Linked DNA regions of Homo sapiens: region 1 is linked to region 2. A link is a loop called in an ENCODE intact Hi-C map of the cell type or tissue named here. Cell type or tissue: PC-9. All regions are shown on one strand.

Region 1 (8,000 bases), 410 kb before region 2:
GGTTTCTGCAGCATACAAGGCTGCCGGGCTGCAAGTCAGTACCAGGACCAGCCCCATTGTAGAGGGGAGAACCTGGGAGCAGAGAGGTAAAGTCACTACCCTCAAGGACACACCGTTACCCATGGTGGGACCAGGATTCAAACTCAGACTCTCTACTTCATGCTGCAGCACTCCTCTAGTGGTCTCCATGCTGGAGACTCCTTGAGGACAACACCAGGGCCTGATACCCAGAGTCTGGACACAGAGCAGAGGGGCGTGAGCAGCTGGCAGTGAGCAATGCCCTGGGGCCTCGGGAACTTTGAGGAAAGCATGTTCTCAGGAGCATTTCCCCTGTAGCCGCCTTGTAGATGCCGTCAGCCCCTTGAGTCTGCCCCCATGGCTGGGAGACTCACGCACTCTGCCCAGCGTGGGGTCTGTTTGAGAGATGGGCGTTCCAGCCATCGTTGCTGCATCCGGCTAAAACCACCCTGAGAAGCACCTGAGCACATGTTCCCTGCTGGGTGCCCCCCTGCATTAGAAATGATAGAAACTTAAGCTGGCTGAAGCAAGAAAGGGAACTAGCAGGCTCTTGAAATCAAAAAGTCCAAGGGTGCATCTACCTCAGGCATGGCTGGATCCAGGGGCTCCTGGAGGTCATGAGAAGTCTGTCCTCCTTCTCTGTCCTCTGTAAGGGCTTCATTCTCAGGCCAGCTCTTCCTAAGTGGGGGGCAGCGATGACCACCAGAGGCTCTAGGTCTACCAGCTGAGCAGTCCTGGTGAAAACAGGACACCCTTGGTCATCACGCACATCCAGGTAGGGATTTCATTGGCCAATGTTTGGGGCAATGTCTTGATTTGCTATTTGAACCAGTCATTCTGGCCTAAAGGATGAGGTACTCTGATTGGTAGGCCCAGGCCACATGCCAGAGGAGGGATTAGTCCATTTGAACAGCAGGGTTTTGCAGATTGTGGAGAAGTGCGCAGGTGGAGGGGAGGGTCTCCCCACTGCTGGTGGGGAAGGAAAATCATACAGTTCCTGTGGACGAGGTGTGGCAGCTCCTGAAAAGTTAAGTATAGAATCACCATGTGACCCAGCAACCCCGCCTCTGGGTGAACACACAAAAGAATGGAGAGCAGTGCCTCAGAGACACTTCCACACCCACGTTCACAGCAGCACTATTCACAGAGCCAGAAGGTGGAGGCACCCCAAGCATCCATCGACAGGTGAATGGACAAAAAGTGGTGCATCCAAACAATGGAATCCCATTCAGCCTTTGAAAGGAAGGAAATTCTCACGCATGCGACGACATGGGTGAACTTGAAACAAGCCAAGCACAAAAAGGCAAATACTGTATGATTCCACTTTTGTGAGGTCCCTAGAGGTCCCTAGGTAGTCACAGTCATAGAGATGAAGATAGAATGGTGGGCGCCAGAGGCTGCAGGAGGAGAGATGGGAGTTAAGAGTTGGATGGGGACAGAGCTTCAGTGGAGAAGATGAACGTTCTAAGACGGATGGTGGTGATAGCTGCAGAGCAATGGGAATGCTCCTAGTGCCGCTGAGCTGCGCACTTACAAATAGTTAAGATGTTATATTTTATGTTACGTGTGTTTTCCCACATTTAAAATTAATAATAAAGTTTTTAAAAAAGAGTTTGAGTTTCACTGTGTGGACGCGAATGCCACAGACTGTCCTCAAGCAGGAGACACGCATCATCAGCTGCAGCGATGCTGGCGCCCCAGACTCCCTGCAGCCCCGGCCTCTCCTTGCTCACTGCCCTAGGGACGCTGGCATCTCTGGCTGCTGCTCACAATGTCCAGGGCAGAGCCTCTCATCTCCCTGCCATGCCCCATCACGGGCTCCCCATCTTGGCAAAGCCACCTCCATATGGAACCCTCCCAACCCTGCAGAAGCTCCTGCCCCACCAAGCAGCCCCGCCTGGGTGACCTGCCACATGCTGTCTATGGCAGGCCTGTCCCTCGCTGGGCTGCAGTCACAGGCAGCAGGGCTACTCCAGGATCAGCACCATGGCCTCCACCCCAGGCAGGGCCAGGACGGAGAAGGAGCTCAGGACGTTCAGAATCCCAGACAGCACGGGTCCTGTCGGCTGTGCCCCTGCCCAGGGATGTCCCCAACTCTCTCCGAATCTGTGCCTCTGCTCAGAATCTCAGGTTCCAGTTTCCACCTTACAACTCATTGCTCCCAGGTGAACGTTCCTGAAGCCCAGCTTTGACAAATACCTCTTTCCTTTGTTTATGAGACTGTTTGTATTTTTTCTAATGGATAGACATTTTCTCCTTACATAACCACTGTGTCATTATCACACTAACAAAATGAATGTTTGCATATTCCAATGTCCTTAACTATCTCCAACCTGAATTTTCACAGAGGGGTTGCTTGGATTTGGACAAGGCCCCCTGTTACGCTTGGTTTTCTGTCTCTCCTCTTTGGATCCCACGCCCTCCCCTTCTGTTTTCCAGCCGTTTTAATTGCAGAGCCAGGTCATGTGTCTGAAGACTTGGACACAGCGGGCTTGGGTGGTGTTTGACAAGTGGCTCCATCCCTGTTTGCTGGGTTGCAGGTTCAATCTCCCAGCAGGCAGTGCTCCCTGCCACACCTGCCAGGAGGCCCTGGTGAAGTCAGGCTGATCAGGAGTTTGGGGCACAGCCTTGGCCTGCCCTCGCCTTGGTATCTCTCACTCCATGCACCCAGGTCTTCCGTCTACCTGGACTTTTTCTCTGAAAACACTCTCCTCTTTCGACCGGAAGAAATTATTCAAATGGAAAACTTGATGGCACTAAGTGGTTACCGTGAATGGGACAGAACCATTCCTAATAGAAGAGGTCTATACAAATAACTACAATAGAGGTAAAAATAATCTTAAATTCTAGCAAAAAGCTGTTGCTCACGTAAAGGCTTTCCTCTGATCAATGGCGAGATGCTAGTGAGATGCTGAAGACCCTGGTGGGGCTCTGTTCTTGGTGCGTGGATCTCTGGGCTACATTCTACCTGCCGGCTCAGGGGTCTTTCTCTGGTCTACCCTTCTCTCTCTGCGGACATGTGACCTTGCAAAGTCCACTTCCCAGCCCCCTCCACTGGCTGCCTGGAGTGAGGTTGGGTGGGAGAGAGGAGCCGTTCTCGGCTCCCCTGGCCCTCCCTTGGGGTGGGCATCCTCCTTTGTGCTGGCCTGTGCCGGTGACAGCCCCTCCTCCCCCTGCCCCTCTGGCCTGGGTGAGTATGGCTTCCGGCTGCGCCATCCCTTTGGGGTGCCCTGTGTTGGTGACTGGATGTGTCAACTTGCCTGGGCCTCGGGTGCCCAGATACGTGGCCAGGCCTTGTCCTAGTGCTTCTGAGGACGTTTCTGGATGCGATGAGCGTTTGGGTGGAGACTGAGTGAACCAGACCGCCCTCCCCAGGGCAGGTGCGCCTCCTACATCAGGTGAGGGCCTGGAGAGAACAAAAGCTTGACCCTCCTCAGAGGAAGAGAATTTCTTCTGCCTGACAGCTTTTGGGCTGAGACACGGGTCAGACTCGAACTGAAACATGGACTCTTCCTGAGTCCCAAGCCGGCCAGCCTCCTGGCTCCACTCACGCTCGCCCTGCAGGCCCCGGGACTTACCCTCCATGAAACCACAGGCCAACTCAGAACGATCACCTGTCTGTCTATCTACAGCTACTGAGAACCCTGACGCATTTCCCTCTGCAGATCAGCTTTCCTTCCCCCAGATGCTGCCTGCGGTGGGGGGTCCTACCTGAGGCTCTCACCAACCACCCAGACGCTGCCTGGTGTGAGCGGAGCTGGGCCCAGCCTGCCCTGTGCATTCGCTTTCCCCTGCCATGCACTCCCCGGCACTTTTTCTCCTTTGTTCCACGTGGCTGAGCCTGCCCAGTGGCTTCCACCCCTCCCAGTGGGGCTCTGAGTGGGGCTCACCTCCTCTGGGCCTGGTTTCTCAGACAACTTGGCACCCGCAGGTGTGCGACATTCCTGTCATTCTTTGCGCATTTGCCAGCCTGAAAGGCTGGAGGGAGGGTGCAAAAACAGTTTTAAGTCCAAGAAAGAGAGCCAGAAGTCCTCTTGTCTCTTAGTGAAACAAATTCCTTAAAAAGTAGTTTTCAAGACGCAAATTCCTTTTTAAATGATCAGTCCATGAGAACAGAAGGAGCAGGCCTGGCCAGGGATCCTTGTCTTGCGGCCTGTGCCTCCTGTGATTCGGAGCAAGTCTCTGTCTCTTTCTCAGCCTCAGTTTCTCCACTGTAAAATGAAGGAACAATTATAATGGCCAGTGCCCTCCCCTGCAGGGTGGGGTGGAACTGTGTGATGATTTCGTGCCCTCTAAACCCATGTTTCCTGGAGGGTGGATGCCACCTGGGACAAAGAAGCCCTCATTCCTCCTGGCCACAGGCCATTGCGACAGAGGGAATGGGGGTCGCCCAACCCTTCTGCTGCCTCATCTGTCAAAAGCAAAGCTTTGATGGGAAGAAACTCAGTTAACCCTCTACATCTGGCAGGGTCAAGAGTCATGGTGAGGGAGGCCCCGGCTCTCCTGATGGGACTGAGAAAGGTGGGTGTGAAGGAGAGGCCTGCTTTCTCCCCTAAGAGACAGCACCCCTTGTCTCCTGTGGAGGGGTTAGTGACCCAGAAATTGCCTATGGCTCCTCAAGGGGTAGAGAAGTGCTGAGAAGCCTGCCAGTACAGCAGGGCCTGGAGTCAGGAGCAGGCTGCTGGGCGGGGCTGCAGAGCCAGCACACATCTAGAAGCCAGGGGCATTCAGGGCTGAGAAGCAGAGGGGAGAGACAACTCCAGGGAGTACCAAATACACTCTAGTCTATGCTGATGTCATCCCATGGAGTTGTGCAGTGCACAACCCACACAGCTGTACATGGTGGCCCTGAGTGTGCTAAGGCACTCCCACAGCAGGCCCACAGAGCTGACCTCCCCTTCCCTACTGCCAAGAAGACCTGGGAGCTTTGCATTAGCCCCCAGTGTCATCTTGGGAAGAAGGAAGAAAAGGGAGAAAGATCCTGATAGGAAGTTTAACAGAGACCAGAACTTACCATTTTCCCACAAGAGACTATGAAAACAAGAGAGATCATTTAAATAGCACTAGATTAAGCTATTTTCTTTTTTTTTTTTGAGACGGAGTCTCGCTCTGTCACCCAGGCTGGAGTGCAGTGGCGGGATCTCGGCTCACTGCAAGCTCCGCCTCCCGGGTTCACGCCATTCTCCTTCCTCAGCCTCCCAAGTAGCTGGGACTACAGGCGCCCGCCACTACGCCCGGCTAATTTTTTTGTATTTTTAGTAGAGACGGGGTTTCACCGTTTTAGCCGGGATGGTCTCGATCTCCTGACCTCGTGATCCGCCCGCCTCGGCCTCCCAAAGTGCTGGGATTACAGGCGTGAGCCACCGCGCCCGGCCAGATTAAGCTATTTTCAAAGTTTGGAATGTTGTTCCTGCTTCCCAGTAGGACAGAAGCTTGGGAGCAAAATTAGGTAAGTTACATACAATTAAGAAGCTCCATTAACAAAATGCCTGAGCAGAGCTGTGTACATTCTCAGCCCTAGAGAGTCCTGGCTCAGGTGCAGGTGGAGGGTGGGGGACACTGCTCCTCCTGCCCTGCCAGCAGCGAGCAAGTCACACCCCCAGCAGACACATGGGGCCCGATTGGCCAATCAGAAGATCCCTTCCTCCAGTCAGGGCTCAGCATGCCACTCCATAGGGACATTTTCTTCCCCTGAAAAAGAGATTCCTCCTTTACATAGGGGGGAGTTGGTAAACCAAGAACTGCTGGAGGCCACTCCATGAGCCGAGGAGAGAAGATAATTCAGAGGAATTCAGAACCGAGAGATGGGGAGAGAGGGAGGGAGCGAAGGGAAGAGAGAAGGAGAAAAAGAGGCAGAGGAGGAGAGAGCGATGGGGAGGGAGAAAGGGAAGGAGAAAGGAAAGGGAGGGAAGGACAGAAAGGGAGAGAGGGAGGGAGGGAAGGAGAGAAAGGGAGAGAGGGAGGGAGGGAAGGAGAGAAAGGGAGGAGGGAGGGAAGGAGGGAGAGAGAGGAAGAGGGAGGGAAGGGGAAAGGGGAGAGAGAGAGAGAGGGAGAGGGAAGGAAAGAGAATGAGAGAGAAAGGAGGAGAGGGAGAGGGAGGGAGGAAAGGACAGAGGCAGAGAGAGAGGGTGGGTAGAGAGGAAGAGAGGGGAAGGGAAAGAGAGAGAGAAAGTTTAAACTTCTGGATCCGTGGTGTCTAAAGACTAGAACTGTCGGGGCATTCAGTTACGTTTGCCAAGTCCCATTTCTCCCTTTGCCTAAGCCAGTCTGTCACTTGGGACTTACAGAGGGCAGCTCTCTGCTGTGGCTGTTGAGCACTTCAAATGTGCTTCGTCTGAATTGAGATGTCCTGTGTGTGCAAAACACACATCAGATGTAAAATATTAAACATTTTAAATGGGTCACATTTTGAAATTATAATGTTTTGGAGATATTGGATTAAATAAACTATGGTATTAATTTTACCTATTTATTTTGCTTTCTAAAATATGGCCACTAGAAAATTTAAAATTAAGCTCCTGGTTCATGTTGTATTTCCATTGGACAGGGCAGGGCTAGGCCCATTTTCTGGGTATGAAAGAATATACGTTGTAATTTTGTGTGGGGAGGGGGTTGTCAGCTGCTTCTAAAGAGAATGATTTCTGTGAAGCAGAGTGGGGCTTGGCTTTCTGAGTAGATAATGGATCTCATATGCAAGTTTGGGGTTAGAACCGAGGAAGAGAAGAAATGCTTTGCCTTTTTGTTTTTTCTTTTTTTTCTTTATTATTATTATTATTATTTTTTGAGACAGAGTCTGGCTCTGTTGCCCAGGTTGGAGTGCAGTTACGGTATGATCTCAGCTTACTGCAACCTCCGCCTCCTGGGTTCAAGGGATTCTCCTGCCTCAGCCTCCAGAGTAGCTGGTGAGAGGTGACAGCATGCTGGCAGTCCTCAGAGCCCTCGCTTGCCCTTGGCACCTCCTCTGCCTGGACTCCCACTTTGGCGGCACTTGAGGAGCCCTTCAGCCCACCACTGCACTGTGGGAGCCCCTTTCTGGGCTGGCCAAGGCTGGAGCCCACTCCCTCAGCTTGCAGGGAGGTGTGGAGAGAGAGGCGCGAGTGGGAACCGGGGCTGCGTGCGACGCTTGCGGGCCAGCTGGAGTTCCGGGTGGGCATGGGCTTGGCGGGCCCCGCACTCGGAGCAGCCGGCCAGCCCTGCTGGCCCTGGGCAATGAGGGACTTAGCACCCGGGCCAGTGGCTGCGGAGGGGGTACTGGGTCCCCCAGCAGTGCCAGCCCACAGGCGCTGTGCTCAATTTCTCGCCGCGCCTTAGCTGCCTTCCTGCGGGGCGGGGCTCGGGACCTGCAGCCCGCCATGCCTGAGCCTCCCACCCACTCCATGGGCTCCTGTGCAGCCCGAGCCTCCCCGAAGAGCACCACCCCCTGCTCCACGGTGCCTAGTCCCATCGACCACCCAAGGGCTGAGGAATGCGAGCGCACGGCACGGGATTGGCAGGCAGCTCCACCTGCAGCCCCGGTGCGGGATCCACTAGGTGAAGCCAGCTGGGCTCCTGAGTCTGGTGGGGCCTTGGAGAACCTTTATGTCTAGCTCAGGGATTGTAAATACACCAATCAGCACCCTGTGTTTAGCTCAAGGTTTGTGAGTGCACCAATCGACACTCTGTATCTAGCTGCTCTGGTGAGGACGTGGAGAACCTTTATGTCTAGCTCAAGGATTGTAAATACACCAATCGGCACTCTGTATCTAGCTCAAGGTTTGTAAACACACCAATCAGCACCCTGTGTTTAGCTCAAGGTTTGTGAATGCACCAATTGACACTGTATCTAGCTGCTCTGGTGGGGCCTTGGAGAACCTGTGTGTCGAAACTCTGTATCTAACTAATCTGATGGGGACGTGGAGAACCTTTGTATCTAGCTCAGGGATTGTAAATGCACCAATCAGCGCCCTAACAAAACAGGCCACTCGGCTCTACCAATCAGCAGG
Region 2 (8,000 bases):
GTGTGTGTGTGTGTGTGTGTGTGAGTGTGTGTGTGTGTGTGTGTGTGTGAGTGTGTGTGTGTGTGTAGGAAAGACCACCAACTGGGAAGGAGTCCACTTCACCTGGCCTGGACATATGGAATCTACTCAAGGGTGGCCCCATCAGCTCTTCCACGCCAGAGTTCACAACCTCTCTTTCTGGGTTGACTCCTGGCAGGCCAGGGTTCTCCCAGCCATTCCTCACCCACTCCTCCCTCACTGTCCAGGGACCCTGAGCTTTGAGCCCTGACCCTAGCCAAAAAAAAAAAAAAAAAAAAAAAAAAAAAAAAAAGGAGGCTTCTCTGGGTCATCTACACTTTTAGAGACCATCTATCTTAGATCCAGTGGAATGGATTTGGCTGCTGCTTAACTGGTCTAGCCTGGGTTGGGTGCACCTCTCAGCCTGGGGTGGTGGGCAGGGCTCAGTGGTGGGAGGCGGGGGGGCTCAGTCTGAGTTAAGGGTGGGGCAGGGGTGGGGCTCAGCCCGGGACAGGGCTCAACTTGGGATTAGAGGGGAGAATCAGTTTGTAGCATTATTGGTTTGTGGCCAAAATAAGGGAACTGACCATTGGTCTTACTTTTTTCACCCGCGAAATGGGATTAATTAACTTGCATTTCTAGAATGTTATGGGATCCTAAGAAACAGAGATTGTGAAAGTGCCTTGCAAACCATATGGCGCCCCTTCTGGGTCTTGCTGTGGTCACTATGAGCAGAGTGGCAGTCTGGGTGCTGATGCTGAAACCAAGCTTGCCACCCTAGTGGAGACACTTCCCTGGCTTATCCCGTCCAGCTCGGCTCTGAGCTCCCCTCTCCCCTTCTCCATTCTCATTGTCACATCCTCTCTCCTCTCCTACTACCTGTCAAGATTGGCATCTCTTTAATTATAATGTCTGTGTGTTTCTTTAGGAGCCATGTAATTCCCCCTGACGGCCACCTATTTAAAATGAAAGTCAAACACTCAGAACTTTGTTTAAGAGTTGAGTCTTGGGGAAAAAAAATGCATTAATTGCCAAATGTTGCTAATTTCACTCTGATTTGGTGCAAAAAGAATACACACACACACACACACACACACACACACACGAGTACTGATGAAACTGACATGAGTCCAAGGATAGCATCTGGATGTCAAAGCCCTAAGCTCATCCAAACCCCTCTGTCATTTCTCAGATGAAGAAACCAGGACCCAGAGAGGTTAAATGACTTGCTGAAGGTAGCCCAGGCATAGGCAATGGAACCAAGGCTCAGCTGATGCCCGCAGGCTCCATGTGGCCTTCAGGCAGCAGCTGGTTGACCAGGGAACAAAAGACAAAAGCCCTGCATTCCTTGCACATATCAGCATGTCAGGCCATCTGGGCCGCTGCCCGCCCTGCAGGGCTGCTGTGTTTGCAAGTGTTGCCTGCCAGGGGGCCTTGCCTGGGACAAGGGGCCTGGGGAGACCCTCTTCTGAGGCTGGGGATCTGTCCCTTGGTAATCAGAACATATAGGCACAGTCCTCCCTGAGCAACCATCTGTGGAGGCTCAGCTGTGAGGCACAGGCACCAAAGGCCTTTGCCGACAATCAAAACTTGTCCCAGGACGGAGCTGGGAAGAGGGCCTGAAGCAGGCAAGGCAGCTTGCAGAAGGCTCCAGCCCTGGCTGGATGTGCCCTCACAGCCTCTCGGTGGGGAAAGGCAACTTGGTGGAGCGCCACAGGGAAATGTTTGGGCACTACCCTGCAATGATCGAAGCACCACTTCTGAACTCGGCCAGTTCTCAGATCAGATCTCCGCTAGACCTCTTCCTTACTGAGCACCTTGAGGAGCTGTGGAACCTCTCTGCATTACTGATTCTGCATCTGGCCCACATGATCAATACTATGGATTACTCAGAGTTGGTTGAAGGGGCGTCTAATGAGTGAATATGTGCTGTGTACCAGCCCAGGGCACACACACTCTACACACTGCTCCCACCTCTTCCCCAAAAAGGAAGCAGAGGGTTAGGCCAGGAAGAGCAAAACAGGGGCCCAAGAGCCTTGTTTGGCCACAGTCTTGTTTGTGGGCTTGCATGTGCTGCTATAAAAATGTAATTTAAAGGCCTCTTGGACAAGACCTGAGCTCCCAGAGCATCCTGGTACCCACCAGTCCCTGGAGGCTCACAGCTGGCCACTTCATTCATGCCTATCTGTTACTCTGCAACTCCTAGAGAAACCCTCTGCATAGCTCTGAAAGATGAAAGTCTGTGCTCACCCCTAGCCCTCTCCAAACCCAGCCAAAACCCCACGTGCCTTCTTTGCCCCAGCTCTGATAATATAGTGTTTAAAATCCAGTCCATGTCCAGCTTTCCACTGAACTAGGAGCACCTAGACGTGAGGCGCCACATGCTACCCCTACATGAGAAGAGGTAGGCTCTTGGTAAATATATTTACTCATTCGACAAAGAGGTGTTGCAGCTAGGCTCTGAAGACACAGCTGTGAACAGTTTTGACAAGAGCCAAGTCTTCCCAGAGCTTAAGGACAATTAACACTTCAATAAACAAGATGGCTTAAGATGGAGAAGATAAAACAGGGTGATGTGCTGGGCCAGAGTCGGTGAATGAATGAATGGGCAAATAGCAAGAATGCAATTTTCAGTCCAACAACACAATAGGAAAATGTTATTGCCTCTAACAGGTAGGAAGATGAACCAGTGAAGAAGATACTAGTATTAGTCCCATGGTCCCAGTGAGGAATCAAAAGTATGGGGTCATACCTAGGGTCTAATCAGCCCTCTGAGTAGAAGGGCAGGGGATATACCAACTCCTCAGATAAAGAAAAATTATCTCAAAGCAGCCACCTTTTAAAAGTGTCTACTGCCAAGCTTCTGCCAGACACTTTACCCACAGGATCCTCTAGACAACTGTCTGATCATCTTTATAGGTAAGGCCATCAAGGCTCAGAGACTTGCTCAAGATCACCCAGCTGGAAAGTGGCAAGTCTGGCTGGCTCCAAGCACTGTGTGCTTTCTGGAATAGTGGGTGCCCCCAGCCACAGAGCCATACCACCCAACTTCTCAGCCTTCCAAAGAGAGCTGCCCTGAGGACCCAATCAGCCCACAGCCTGCAGCTGCTGTGCCTGCAAAACCTGCCAAGTAGCCAGGCTGAGGCCACACTCTGCTAGCCAAAAGCCCAGTGTGGCAGCAGTACCAGGGCCTGGGCATTCCTGCTCAGCTTGGGGCTCCTCTGTGGACAGTCTATCAGGGAGTCCCACTGGGCCGGAGAGATTTTCTCAGAGCTGTGCTGCAGGCTAACACTCTTCTTACCCAATCTGCCTGCCTTATTCTCTCTTCTTAGAAGGCTCAAACCCACAGTATGGTCTCAGGCAATCCCCACCCACTCCTGCTCCTTCTCCTCTGGATTTCTTGCAGGTGATTCCTGCCATAAATCCCTTGCACTTCTTGCTCCGTCATCTTGGCATCTGCTTTTCAGTGTTCCTAACTGGCACGACACATCATCCAAACCACAAGGAAGACTTCTCAGTTATGGAATCATGCAGTACATGGCATATGAGGGTGGCTCCTCTGTGCTTCTAAGGTTCCAGTGGTGGAGAAACCTCTGACAGCTAAAGCCTGGAGCCCTCTGACCATTTGCACAGCAGCCTGGCTCAGGGGAGCAGGTCCAGGCTGAGAGTCAGACAGGGCTTGGTGTCCCTGCAGCAGCTCCTTCGGCTCTCTGGGCCTCAGTCTTCCTCATCTATAAAATAGGCGTGCTGACACTTTCCCCGTAGTACTGTCTTAAGAACTGGATAAAGCACCTGCTTTGAAGGTCAGATAACCAGGAGTGTGGGATTTTAGATCCATGTCACTAGAGTCTAGATGATCAGAGTTGGAAAATGTCATAGAGCCCTACATTTTCATTATTTGTGTAGGGAACTGGGAACATGGAAGGGAAGATCTTAGGCAAGCAGGGACGGCAGGCCACAGCAGAGGCAGGCCAGGTCCCGTGGCCCAGCCCGGAGCCTCAGAATGCCTTCCATTCCCATTCAGCACCAGCTTTGCCCGCAACCACAGGGAGCCCAGGCCAGGATCCCAACCTCCCCCCTTTCCCCAGGCAACCCAGGGGGCATGGTGGGACCAGAGGGAGAACCCAGTAAGACCTGGCATTAACATGAAGACTATCTGTGGGCAGTCAGAGGCGCCCAGCCTGCAACAGAGGCCAAAGGGCAGGCGAAGGTGGAGGAGGCGGGGTGCTTTTTCTCCGCTGGTCCCATCACTGCTAATGTGGTCTCAGGGCCTCCTCTCTGGAAGAGCAAACTGACCTCCGGAGAAAACAGTTGGAACAGGAAAAACAGAGAGATGCCAGGGACCCAAGGGGCACTCAGAGACAGGGTCAGCCCTTATTGGAGTTAGAGAGGCAGACAGAAGACAGAGAGGCCCAGGGATGGAGAGGGGAAGTGCAAAACAGATGGCCGGGGAGGGATGCGGAGGAGAGGCGGAGGTGTGCGCTGGGGGAGAGGACTACCGACGGCGCTGGCGGTCGGGATGGGCTGGAGCGGGCTGCAGTCGGGGCTGCATCGCCGGGTCCCAGCATAGCGCAGGCTCGGCGCCGCACCCGCAGCCTTTGTCCTGAGCTGCAGAGGGTTCCCGCGGGCCGCCAGCGCCCCCTGCCGCCCCCAGAGCGCCGCGCCGCAGCCGAGCGGCCCCTAGCTGTGCAGAGGGGACCGAGCCCGAGAAGGGACCGAGCCCGAGAGGGGACCGCGAGGGCGGGAGGGAAGCTCCGCGAGCCGGCGCCAGCGCCACGGCCCAAACCCCAGCCTCTACAGGTGCTCACTGCGCGACTGCCTGTCCCAGGCGCTCGGGCTGGGCGCCCTCTCTAGGGCCTGGGAGCAGCGTGAGTCCCGGGGGCGGCCCGGCATGGGCCTCCCACCCCAGGAGACGCCCTTCTGGCCTGGCCCTCCCAGTCGCCTGGGCAGGACTCGGATGCCCGCGGGCTGCAAACCTCTCCCCCGTGAACCCAGCAGGGAGGCCGGGGAGGCACGCTGCTCCCCCTCTCAGCCTTGCCCAGTGTCCAGACCTTTCAAAAGAAGCCAGAAAATTCACGTTTGCTTGGGAATCCCACAATTCAATAGCTTTTCAAAACAGTGCGGGAAGAAAAGTGGGTTTGGCCCACCAGCAGCCGGCGGGCACCCTCCCAGCCTCTTCACGGACTCTCCTTCAGGTTTTGGGCGCCCGGCCCCACTAGAGTCATGTGGGCATTTCCTTCAGATCTTCCTCCACTTAAATACACTTATTGAAAAAGAAAACTCCTTTTCTCTTTCCCTATAGTAATTAGAAACTCAGCGTCCTGTGGTGTAAAAGCCAGGTAGCCTCGGAAGTGAAACAGGGCAATTAGAACAGACACAGGGCCTGTTCCGCCCCACCCTGCTGCATCTGGTGGACAAGCCCCCGGGGCTGCTGATGACCCATGCCCTCTGACCTCAGGGGAGGGGCGGGCCGACGACAGGCCTTTCTAGAAGGGCCCTACAAGCGGCTTCAGGGAGTCTGGGAACCAAAGCAGCCACCCTGTCCATGGCACTGTCCGCCCCTGGCACCACGGCCCCACCGGGAGTGGAAGCCGCCAGGTGAGGCAGGGGTGGTTCCCTTCCCCGGGGAACAATGTGCAGAAGGCATCGGTGCCTGCCAGAGAGGAAGTGGGGAGGTGGGGAGACAGAGCACAGAGAGTGACTCAGACCCGAGGGCGAACCAGAAGCTGCCCGGAGATTCCCACTGTATGGCTTCCTGCAGGATTCAGCTGTGGAGACTGAAGCCGGAGGGCCTGGGGGGAGCCGCAGGAAGCGGGTGGGCGGGGGCCGTCTGCCCCTGGACACTCAGGACAGCCTGGCTCACCACGGGGGAGGAGAAGCCAATGGAGACAGCGGGGACCAAGAGGGAGGGGGTGGATGGGGAGCCTGGGGAGGAGCGGAGGGACCCAGGTCCCCTGCCTTACAGGACGACCAGCACAGGTTCCAGGTCTCCAGCCAGCTACAGGGCTTCTTAACACACAGCACTCCCTGCTTCGAGCCTTCCGGGAGGCCCCCAATCCAGGATCAAGACCCAGCCCCGTCACGGCCTGGCTCACGAGGCCCCACTTCAACTGCCCCTGACCTCTCTGCGCCCCCTGCTCCCGCCAGCCCTGCCGGCCGCTGCCCTGGAGAAGGAGCTGCAGATGGATCCCCAGTGAGTAGGAGGCAGCCGTGTGAGTCAGGCAGCGGAGGGAACGGGCTGCATCGCGGAGAGGAGGTGCGAAGCAGCGCGCCGTTTCCGGGCTCTGGAAGCCGAGCTGCCGAGGCGTAAGCTGGGAGGTGGACATGACGGGGGAGTGGGGAAGGGCAGGCGGCGGGACGGCCACACAGCGGAATATTATGCAACTTATAAAAAATTTAATTACCTGCCTACCAATAGACTTAAAGGGATTTCTATAAGGTATTATTGGGTGAGAAAAGCAATTTGGAGATAAGAATGTAACATACGATCCCATTTTTATAAAACAATGGGCAAAAAAATCTGTGAGTTTGTGTGTATATATGTATATGTATATAGGCCTCTATAGGATTTTATTAACACAAAAGAAAATACAGGATACATGCTAGGTTGTTAACAGGGGTTTTCTTCACGGAAACCTATTGTGGGGGAAGGGGAACCAATAAAAAAAGGATCTGAGAAATAAAGACCGCCCTTAAAAGATGGATGACTGCAGCTAACCGTGTCCCCAACACCCACCCCTACCAAAGCTAGACATGGGGGAGTGGTCTCGACTATCCCCTTCTCCCCATCCCAGCATCTGCTCCTCTCAGGTGGCAGCCAGCCACTAGACACCCCCCAACACACACATGCACGTGCACACACACACACACACACAGACCCAGCCCAGTCTCCACATAGCCAACCATCTGAGGGTTCCAGTTGCCCTGAGAGTGAGATCCACTTCAACACAGACTCCAAGTTCCTTCCCCCAGCCCCACTCACCTCTGCAGGCTCAGTCCTCACTGCTCCCCCAAACCCCACCCTGCCAACTCCCTGCACTGCCAAATAGCCCAGGGTCCAGCCACTGTGCTCTGAACTCTGAGCCTCTGCACCTGTCAGAACAAGCTTGCATTGATATTGGCTATATTCCAGTCTCTGTTCTGAGCACTTGACATTTATTGAAAGCATTTAATCCTCACAACAACCCTATAAACGTGTATAATATTCTGCATTGTATAGTATTTTTGTAGATGGGAAAACGAAAACACAGAAAGGTAAGTCATTTGCCTAAGGTTGCACAGCTGGTTAGTTAATAGGGAAAATGGCCCCAGAGCCTGCACTCTTGACCACTGTGCTAAACCCTCACTTGTGCCTTTAGACATACTGTTCCCTCTGTCTGGAACTCTTTAGTTTCTCTCTTCACTTGGCTAAATCCTAATCCCCACTAGATATCAATTGAGATATCACCTCCTCCGGGAAGCCTTCTCTGACCCCCCGTATCTGGGCTGGATGTTCTGATGTTGCCTCCACAGTGCAGTCATTCCTTGATCACAAAGTTTCTGCCATACTGTGGTGGTTGGACGTCCACACTAGGCTGTGCTCCTTGAAGGCACAGGCTTTATTTCACTCTTTGGAAGAAGGGTCCCAAGTCCCTGGGACAATGACGCCCTGTGTTAGGAGCTCAACCTACATCTACTGAATAAAAGGTGGATATCAGTACATCAGATAGGCTAGGAACCATCTCTCCGAGTACAGAGGATGGGCGAGGAGAGGGAAGTCGGTCGGGCCTCTTTCAGGACCACGGAGAGCTCCTTGGCTGCCAGCCACCGCTAGAGCAGGGGTCTCCAGGTTTGTTTCTTTGTTCTCTGAGACTCTGATTCTGGCCTGGACAAGACTCCCCAGACTTTGAATGTTAGCCGGCTTGACTGAGCGGCAACAGGGCAGGGGGGAGCAGGAGCCTCAGGACTGGCTAATCCGCTGCCTGGGCGGAGCAGCACCCCCAGGGCCCCACAGTCAGTCACAC

What was found. A loop is a pair of places that touch in the nucleus more often than their neighbours do. Peaks named below come from ENCODE experiments on the same cell type or tissue, not always from the same donor. Only the 100,000 strongest peaks of a DNase experiment are listed, where the experiment ranks them.
Region 1: it touches region 2 in a loop (13-fold over the local background); 2 of 110 quality-filtered maps call a loop at or near these places.

Annotation. Positions count from the first base shown.
Region 1 is chr3:127,039,574-127,047,573 of GRCh38, forward strand. No RefSeq gene overlaps it. Among named protein-coding and RNA genes, the nearest start is that of PLXNA1, 60 kb to the left of the region's middle. RefSeq lists an enhancer at 4,581-5,224. In PC-9, no CTCF peak of the experiment used is centred here; a DNase peak (open chromatin) is centred at 3,948; H3K27ac peaks cover 1,120 bases.
Region 2 is chr3:127,451,089-127,459,088 of GRCh38, forward strand. No RefSeq gene overlaps it. Among named protein-coding and RNA genes, the nearest start is that of LINC02016, 64 kb to the left of the region's middle. RefSeq lists an enhancer at 1,460-1,980 and a silencer at 4,507-4,936. In PC-9, CTCF peaks have their summits at 4,650 (motif pointing left) and 4,856; no DNase peak of the experiment used is centred here; H3K4me3 peaks cover 423 bases; H3K27me3 peaks cover 6,047 bases.